Linked DNA regions of Mus musculus: region 2 is linked to region 1. Evidence: chromatin loops called from intact Hi-C (ENCODE). Cell type or tissue: left cerebral cortex. All regions are shown on one strand.

Region 1 (5,000 bases):
GGATGTTGGTCCTCACCCTGTGGTGCAGGGAAGCAGCTATGAACGAACTTCAGACTTAAGAAGACACCATTGCTCTAATCCTGGGTTTTCTTAGGAGTTCATGGGTGAGCTGGATAAGACATTCAAGCCTGCAGCACCAGGTTTATCATGAAATATGTATAAGAGATCCATTGTGTGTGCATTGAGAAGATGAACGATATAGTCGTGTGTGTATGTGTGAAGTGCTCATATACATGATGACGGAAACCATGACCAACAGTAGCCTCTGGGTGAGGTATGTGAATTACATTTAAAGCTTTTAGAATTTGAAACATTCTGGAAGTTGATAATTCCCCTCTGGTTCCCCTCCTGCATTATGAATCCTTCACTCCATGTAGAAGTCAGTGAAAGCCTGGTGAGCTAAAACCCATCTGTGTGTCCGTAGAATCAACGACAGCCACCCAAGGGGACCAATGGATGTTAGGTAGGACAGACTTCCTGTTCATCAAATGTATGGCTTTTCAAAAGTAAAACTTACTGGCTGAAATCCCAAGAAACCCAAACTAAGAATTTTGTCTAGCTGCACGTACCCCTGATGGAAGACATCACCCACCGTATATCATCTCTTGAGTCCCAGGATAAGTCATTTAGTGACAACCTTTTAGCTTTATTAAGTTTTAGCTCCCCGTATGACAACTAGCAAACACACCCTAAAAGCCAGCATGCTATTGTGAAAGATAAATAGCGGGCATTTCTGAATTCCAAGTGATCAGGAATATAACATGGTTTGATGAATAAAATAATTAATTTTCAGAGCATAGCCAAATGTTTTCTGCCAATATTTGAGATGTGGGAGCTTGCCGATTTCTGCTGGCTTTGGAATGCTATGCTGCCTTCCTCTCACCATCCAGGAGGCTGCTGGAAATTAGGAAACCTTGCCTCTGAATCCCCGTCTGAATGCACAGGTTAATTCCCCTCTCCTCTTAGATTAAGCTACATGGAGGTAACGAATTCTATACCAATAATCCTTTCATAGACTCATAATGATAAAAATAAGTCGCACTGAAATGTTGTGACACCATTTAAAGATTACAAAAGATATTTAAAGATGAAAATGTCCTTTGTGTGTCTTGTATGTTCTTCATACAAAAATCTGTGTAGAAATGGTAAATACTGTCTGAACAGCTATAGCGAAGATCTGAGTTTATTTTTCCCTCCCAGAATCTCTTTAGGCACACATGCTTCCTAGTATGTAGATAATACATAACTGTAACAAGCCCTTGGTATCTCAGAGATAACTGTAACAAGCCCTTGGTATCTCAGAGCCGTCTCTGCACACCTAGTTTTCTTGTCCACAAGTGAACATCAGGGCTCCTGCTTGGGCTCCTGACTCCGTCATTAGTAATTTCTCCATCCTCTGACCCCCATGCTCTTCTTAGAGAACTCATCATCTCTCTCATTTTAGCTAATCTGAGGTTATTGTATGTTAACCTTACTCATCAAACTACAAGACAATAAGTAGTAGGATAATAAATGTGCCCAGATAACTGAATTAAAATCGTCATGATGGGATGTGCAGAGAAATGGAATGTGAAGGAGAAATTATGAGGTCTGGGGAGGTGGCTCAGTGAATAAAGAGCCTCAGATCCTGTGTTCAAATCCCAGTAACCTTGTTAAATATTGAGTTAGGGTCATATATGTATATACTCCTAATAAGGGACAGTAGAGACAGAAGGTTCATAGTGCTTTCTGGTCTGATACTAGCTGAATTAGTGAGTTGTAGGTTCAGCAAGAGGCCTCTTCAGAAAAACTAATGTGGAGGACAACTGAAGGACATCCAATATTGACCATGGCTACCATATGTACCCTCACACATGTGCTGAGCACACACACACTCACACACACACACACACACACACACACACACGAGTTATGGTCTGTCTACAAGGAACTCAGGCATGTCTATAAAAAGTGCCTTGGTGCTGAAGGCAGCAGTTTTTCTAGGTGGTGAGACACTTCCTCACTGCTCGCTGCTAGCTGAATCGCAGGTTGATCACACTCCTGTTGCTGCTGCTGCTGTGTTGCTGCTGCTGCTGTGAACGGGCTTTCTGGAAAATAAGCATCTGTAGTTCAGCAGGTGGGAATGAGTCAACAGACAAAAGCATCTACCACAGGGAAATGGCCAACCAATAACCCACAGAACTGAGACCCAAACCGTGGGCAAGTACCAATCCCTAACACTTAATGATACTCAGTTGTGCTTGCAAACAGGAGCCTAGCATGGTTGTCCTCCACCCAGTAGCTGACTCAGACAGATACAGACATCCACAGCCAAACAATGGACAAACTTGGGGGCTCTTATGGAAAAAATAGGAGGAAGGATTGTAGCCCCAAAAGGGATAGGGATTTCACAAAAAGGATAACACAGTCAACTAACCTGGACCCATGGGGCTCTCAGAGTCTGAACCACCAACCAAAGAACATACCTGGGCTGGACCTAGGCCTCTCTACACATATGTAACAGATGTGCAGCTTGGTCTTCATGTGGGTCCTGAACAACTGGAGCAAGGCCTATTCCAAAAGCTGGTGGCTGTAAATGGGATATGCTCTACTAGTTGGCTGCCTTGTCTGTCCTCGGTGGGAGAGGAATCACCCAGGGTTGCAGAGGCTTAAAAGTGCCAGGGTGGGGGGATACCCAAGTAGACTCCATTTGCTCAGAGTAGGAGAGAGGGTAGGGGGGAAGGCAGATAAGGGATGGGGGATGGAGGATGGGGGTAGGGGACAGGGGAAGGATTGTGGAAGGACATCACTGGGAGAAGGGCAGTGAGCAGGATGTAAAGTGAGTAAGTAAAAAACAGAAAATAAAATTTTAAAGAAGCACACACACCCTGCCATTGGTGTAGTGTGGGAAGTTCTCTGCAGAGCCTTGAGCGGAGGCACGGAGTTGTACTTCACACTCCCACTCTTGCTTCAGATGTTGTGTGAGGATTAAGAGCTAGAGGGTTAGGCAGTCTCTTCAGTGCAATTTGAACTGGTTGCTCTAAATTTTAGCCATTTTTGTTTCTTCTTTTGGTTAACACAGTGGTTCTCAACCTTCTTAACACTCTGACCCTATAATACAGTTGTTCATGCTGGGGTGACCTTCAACCATAAAATTATTTTCATTGTCACTTCAGGACTTCAATGTTCCTACTGCTCTGAATTGTAATGCAAATATCTGTGTTTTCTGATGGTCTTAGGTAACCCTGCGAAAGAGTTATTGGACCACCAAAGGGCTCACAACCTAGAGGTTGAGTCCTACTATGTTAACAAGTAGTGGGAAAGCAGCCAGGATTTGTTGAGTAACCACAGCTGGTTTCAGGACTGAAGAGAAGAAAAGAGAAAGGAAGGCAAAAGGAAGCACCAGGGTGGAACCTAGTGGTTGTCTCTCAATTTAAAACCAAACAAGCAATGGAAACAGCAAGTAGCTTTCTAGACTATGATGCAGGGGAATCCCATGCAGAGGGGAGTGTTAAAGCTGATTAGGCCCTGAAGCTCTGACTAGGCCCTGGAGCCCAGGCTAGGCCTTGGACTTGTCTGATTGTCCAAGTTCATGTGTCTCCATAAAATTCCATGTCGTGTTCCATCTGCTTAACCATCTGAAAGCCACTCTGACTCCCATGTCATCTCTGAAGACATCGTGGTCTCTGCAAACACTGTCGGCATCTGTGCCTCACTTGGCAGAGACCGGTCAGTGCACTTGGTCTTGGGCACTGTGCAAGCCAGTGTTCCTTAGCCACAAGTACTGATTCAGCACTACCTTCATCTGTCAGCACATCTAGCAACACATGGACAACCCAGGTCAAAAGTCATGACTCTTCAGACACCAGGTAAGCATGTAATTGTTGAAATATCTTTCATCAGTTTTCATATAATTATTGAAATGTTTTTTTTTATCCACTGAGATCAAATTAGCACTTGACAGACTCCATTTTAAAACAAATCAATTTTAAGAAAAATAATTGAAAAAAAAAGACCCTTAGGATTGAAATGTAAAGTTCTTTGATAATGATAGGTAATCATTTCAGTGGTTAGTATTCATTTTTGCTATCATTTGTTTTTTTAATAGTGAGAATATTGATTGGTTCTGAACAAAGCTACCAGTATAGAGCCCTAAAATTTATTTGGCAATCCTAAACTTTATTTACTTTTATGATATAATCTTGCACTAGTGATTTTCTGAGTGCCAAATAGGCTAGAGTTAAAACAAATCTGCTTCTCTCCTGTACACTGCTTTTTGCATTTTTGAACACGAAATCAGTTGTCTATAATTACTGCAAATGATCCATACAAATTCCTTTGTATCTAGTGTTCTGTGCCAATCAGAAAGTTTTTACTTCCTTTTGTTCTCTCTTTGTGTTTTATATATGTATGTGTTCATATGTGTACAGGTATGCATATGTGTTTATATGTATGTGTATGTATGCCTGTACATTTTTTTATCCACTGAGATCAAATTAGCACCTAACAGACTCAATTTTAAAAGAAATCAATTTTAAGAAAAATTGATGAGAAAAAACTAGACCCTTAGTAGTGGGTTTGTATGTACAGTGTGTGTACGTGTTTATGTGCACATGTATACCTGCCTATATGGGTGTATGTGTGTGGTCCTGTGTGACTGTATGCCTTTGGTCCTGTGTGGTTCTATGTGTGAAGTACAGGTGTGATGCATACATGTGCAGGTCCACTTGCCTAAACGCACATGTGTATGTATGAAGTTTGCACTTTGTGTCAGCTCTCGTCATCTATCTCCTCTACCTTACTTTCTGAGACAGGTTGGAGATAGGCTCTCTACCTGAACCTGAAGTTCACTGACTGCCAAGACTGGCTAGGGGTCCATCTGTCTCCAGGTCCCTATCCCTGGGATCACAGGTGCCAATCTTGTTTTTGTCTTCGTTATTGTTTGTATGTGTGGAGTGGGGATCAAAACTCAGGTCCTCGTGTTTGCCAACAACCCCTTGCTTACTGAGTCACCTCCCCAG
Region 2 (5,000 bases), 51 kb after region 1:
TAATTGGTTGAGGTCATTAGTAGTAGATAAAATAGTTTGCAGAACAAAAATTTTTAGCAAGGAAAATCCCCCCCTCCCGTTTCCTAGCCATATTATTGACTGAGTATGGTTCTGAGTAAGCAAGAGAGAGAGAGAGAAACAGAGAGAGAGAGAGAGAGAGAGACAGAGACAGAGACAGAGACAGAGACAGAGACAGAGACAGAGAGGAATTAAGGGACAAAGTGAGTGTGTGTATTCACCTTGTAAGCAGTTCATTTATCTGTGCAAATGTCTGAGAGAAAGTTAAGTAAAATTCATGAAATAAAATACATCGGTTAAGTAAATCCCTTTCTTCCTCCTTTTACCATTCCCCTCCTTTGTGATATATTTACATTAATTCTGTGAGACTTTATAGGAGCATGCAGTGTGTATTCTTAACCTCTCCCCCTCCCCCACTTGAAGCCTGCATGTGTCACTTCATACTGATGACTGACAGCTCTCAGATGCCACTGTTCATGTTCACATGTGTCTCCTGATTATAAAGACAGCGTTTTAAAATGATCAGCCATTAAAGGTTCAATCATTTATAATGCCAACCTCTTGGACACTAGCATAAATAAGCTGGATTGCCTAACAACCCTCCTTAAGTATACGCGACTCTTACAGATATACTGGATTTCCTTTCTTCCCTCCTGTAGCTTGGTTCTTACTAACTTTTGAGTCCAATAATAATGGTGTACGATTTTCTCCTTGGGCCGGGTGGCATGTAGTACGCCCCTTTCTGAGATGCCTTGGTTACAATTCTCCTGGCCCCAGTGTGTTCTGTTTACTAGCATGCAGCATTTGCTTTCAGTTCTATTTGCCCCTACTGCTCCAAAGTTTTCCCTTCTGCCATGAGATGGGTAAGTGATCCAAACATGCCGGATCTGTCCTCACCAGCCTGATATGGTCGGTGGCAGTGCCTGGCTATTTCAGCTTTGCCTGAGGTTTCTGGGAGGAACTTTCTCCACAGGATGAGGAAGTCTGCCTGCATGTATCACCACACTGTACAGATATCTGCATTTACCCCCCATTCTTTACAGATATTTTGAATTCCTTTTCTTTCCTGAGTGACAGCTTACTTCCCCCATGCCTGCTTTTATTGCAACCTCTTTCCATCAACAACCATAAAGTCTTCCTGCTTTAATTTGTCTGCCCACACCCAGTTTATTAAGCGGTGCTGTCAGAGTTCATTTCTGAGATACCTTTCTGGCTCAACACTTAATTGCATGGAGAGCTGTTACAGGGATCCTCTCAACTGTAAAACAAAGAGAGCATTTCTTAACAGGAAATAAAAGATTTTGACGCTAGCATACTTTTATAGAAATTTTAAGTCATAGACACGGGCGATACTGTCTATATTGTTTTCTGTTTTTCATACAGATGAGTTCTCACAGAATCAATGGCATGTTTAACACCAGCAGCCAAGGGTTGCCTTGACAGCTAAGTCAGTGAAGTAGTGGCCTTGGAAGCAAGGGTCCAAGCTCCCATGGAATCCACATTAATAAAAGGTCGAATGTGGTGGGATGTGCTCATGACCCAGTGCTGGAAAGCTGGAAACAGATGGGTCCCTGAGGATCACTAACCAGCCAGCCTGGACCCCGGTGAATGCCAGACCAAAGAGAGACCCAGTCTCAAAAGGCAAAGATGGGTAATGACCTGGGAGGGGGGGGGGGGTTATGCTTGTCCTACACACCCGGCTTTTATCCTTCTAAGTGTGGGGGTCTCCGCTGTCAGTCTATTCCTTGGAACTGATCATCAATTGTCTGATGCAGTGATTTTAATTTTGTGTATATGTTTGTCTTTTGCATGGAGAATTGTAATTAATAAATGCATAATACATATATGTTTCCAGTTAAGGGTACTCACCTGTGGTCTCTAGCAGTCAGTACATTTCCATTCCTGGTTGAAGCACAGTTTTTGAAATGAGTAACAACCCTTGTGCTTGTGGATGCATAAAAAGTCATGACCTGCCATAGCAAAGGTTGATATCTGAGTTTCTGTCAACAATGATATTTCTCGCCTGCCCTCTCCTCTCAGCAAATTCCGTTTTCTCTTCATTTTGTCTTAGTTTTGTTCATCTCCTTTTCCCCTACATACACTCAAGAAACAGAGGAGCCATGCCCTTGAAAACATTTGATACAGAGCACCCAGAGAGGGAGGACTTTCACTGTGAAGACTCCTTGCGGTTCTCTTTGTAACCTTTCAAAATAGAATTAGCCGCTGTAAGGGGAACCAGCATCCGGGAACTACAGTATTTGGCTGCTGACCCTTGGAATACAATCCATAGGCCGAGGAGTCTTGGCAATTAAGACGAACATTCTCTCCAAACACTGCAGGACAAAATTCAACGTTGTTTTAGATGGTAAGTAGTAAGGACAGCATAAAGTCTGGCCTTCTGGGCATCTGTTTATGTCAAGAACTTTTCTCATTCAATTTCATAACAACTCTTTCCTCGTCTTGCTGTAGAGGAAAGCAAGGGCTTAGGGAATATAAGTTATTCAAACAACCTGGAAATGGCAGAGTTGGAGGTTCCCCACTGCCCATTTGTCTCTGGACCTCTTTTCCTAAGTGTGGACCCTCTGCCTATAACTTAGTCCAGCCCTGAGGGCGCCTTGCAAACTGACTGTGGCTGGAGACATTGCCTCCTGCAGGCTCCTACACCTTCAGTAGGAAATCAAAGCAGGCAAAGTCACGAGCAGATGAGGAGGTAGAGCCTCAGCCTCCGCACCTTCTGTTCTGCTGACAGCTTCTTTCCTGGGTCTGGCTCCGCAGAGCAGCCCTGCTGTTACTGATGTGGCCGTGACATGGGTAAATGTGTGCAAACGGCTGAGCTCAGTGCCAAGGACACAGTAGACACCAGCAAACTCTAGCTCCCTCGAGCTTCCTGTAACCACCCTGGTCGATAAGTTTTTAAAGGATGAAATGGTGAGCAAAAGCAGCTAGCTCTGCATTTGTCACCTTTTCTAACTGCCCCTACATCAGCATCTCCATCCTATTCAGAGCCTGGCAGTCTGGACTCAGTATTCATGTTTACAAGTGGCTTTAACTTTGTAAGGCTTGTATCTCTGGTAACTCTCATAAGAGGGTCTGTGGACTGATAATGAGAATCCTTTGAAGATAGAATTAACAGGTGTTAAACACATCAGGCCAAAGAGCCACCAATCAGAAGAACGGTTTTAAAAAGTGATTGGGTGAATGAATGGAACAAAAATGGAGAAAGCAGGGTCTAGTTGTGTGCATATCTGCTTCACAGGAGGCAGAAACAACAGCCACGGCGCTGAAGAAGACAGGGGGTCCTCTGGGATTCCATGCACATGTATTTCACAATCAATGAGAATAAAATTTTCCAGGGGGAAAGGTAAATAGAAATTGAGGAAAAGAGAGAATTGTGATCACATTTTAGGAAATTTCTATGTCTCCATCATTTCTTGGAACTTGGCATATAAAGAACAATTGGGGGCTCCCCAGCATGGCTCCTCTGTTTCTTGAGTGTATGCAGGGGGAAAGAAGATGAACAAAATTAAAACAAAATGAAGGGAAAATGGAATTTTTTGAGAGGAGAAGACAGAGGAGAAATGCCATTGTTGACAGAAACTTGGACATCAACCTTCACTATGGCAGGTCATGACTTTCTATGGATCCACAAGCAGGGATGCGCTCTGTGGTAGAGCAGTTCCCTAGCATGTTGTTTGAGACTCCAGGTTCAACCCCCAGCACCACATCCAAAGGAGATAACTACAACTGATATTTGTTTGGTTGCCTGAACTATAAATCTAAGAATTATAAATATAAGAAGGAGGGAGGGAGGGAGGGAAGGAGGGAGGCAGGGAGGGAGGGAGGGAGGGAGAGAGAGAGAGAGAGAGAGAGAGAGAGAGAATGACACATGTACACATGCACACACATATGCACACGTGTGGATGCCAAAGGAAGACATCGCTAGCCTTATTTGAGTGTTCTCCTCCCACCTCATTCAGGGGGCCTTACAACTGCACCCAGAGCTTGGCAACAGGTACAGTCCAGTCAGCCAGCTAGCATTGGGAATCCCAGGATCTCCCTCATGAGCACTGGAATTAAAAGCTGACATTACACCCACTGAGGATTTTCATGAGAGCTGGGGTACAAACTCTGACCCTCACAATTGCATAGAAAATGCTTTCTCTGCATCCCCCCTCAGACCCTCTGAGGGTTAATTCTGGCCTAACTTCTCTGGGCAAAAAGATGAATGACCAAGGAGAGGTTACTACTATTCAAGGTCCTTGGCTTTTAGATATTTTGTTTGAATTACTTTAATATGATTATTACTCTTTGCATTGTTTTCATTAATATGATTTGCATGCTTTCACATTAAAATAATTTCTAAATTGCAGGTAGAGTGACAACCAACTTCACCATCAATAACTGGAGGCAGTGCTTAAAATTGGAATCTCACACTCACGTCTGAAATAATATAGATATTTCACGCAAGGGCATTGATATATAACAGGAGATGGTCCCTGTGGGCAAAGCTTCTTTCTATAGATTATATGTGCTAACTCCAGCTCTGCGCCCATATTTCTGGAACGCCAAGTTTTCAGACTTGTCTTGACCTAGGTCACATACGTCCTGTCAATTAAATGGAGTAAATTTCTTTAAATAATGCTTGGTTTCACTTATACTGATCATACAGATTTTCTACACACTGAAACATTTTTAAAGTGCCTTTACATGGTATAATGCAGGCATATTTGTCAAAAGAACACTAAGAGCTTGCTGCAGCAGTGTGATTTGCTGTCAGAGAAATCGAGACATTCAAAATGAATGAGTGGAATTATTTCATTAAAATACTCTATGCTGCCTCCACAGGTAATTTTCCTTCCTAATCATCCATGCATACAATGATATTTCACCCAGATATTTCAGGACAATGAATTAAGTGTGGGATAACATGATGTCATTTTATTTTAAAATATTTGCAAGAAAGGCTTTGAATAGATGAGCAA

Evidence for each region. Hi-C counts contacts between places; a loop is a spot of excess contacts. Peaks named below come from ENCODE experiments on the same cell type or tissue, not always from the same donor. Only the 100,000 strongest peaks of a DNase experiment are listed, where the experiment ranks them.
Region 2: a loop joins it to region 1, with 7 times the contacts of the local background. A loop is called at or near these places in 2 of 42 quality-filtered maps.

Annotation. Positions count from the first base shown.
Region 1 is chr8:9,654,184-9,659,183 of GRCm38, forward strand. All of the region lies in intron 1 of Fam155a (family with sequence similarity 155, member A), which reads right to left. Among named protein-coding and RNA genes, the nearest start is that of Fam155a, 110 kb to the right of the region's middle. In left cerebral cortex, no CTCF peak of the experiment used is centred here; DNase peaks (open chromatin) are centred at 2,014 and 2,917.
Region 2 is chr8:9,704,872-9,709,871 of GRCm38, forward strand. The region is part of intron 1 of Fam155a (family with sequence similarity 155, member A); the gene reads right to left. Among named protein-coding and RNA genes, the nearest start is that of Fam155a, 64 kb to the right of the region's middle. In left cerebral cortex, a CTCF peak has its summit at 2,645; a DNase peak (open chromatin) is centred at 2,759; H3K27ac peaks cover 693 bases.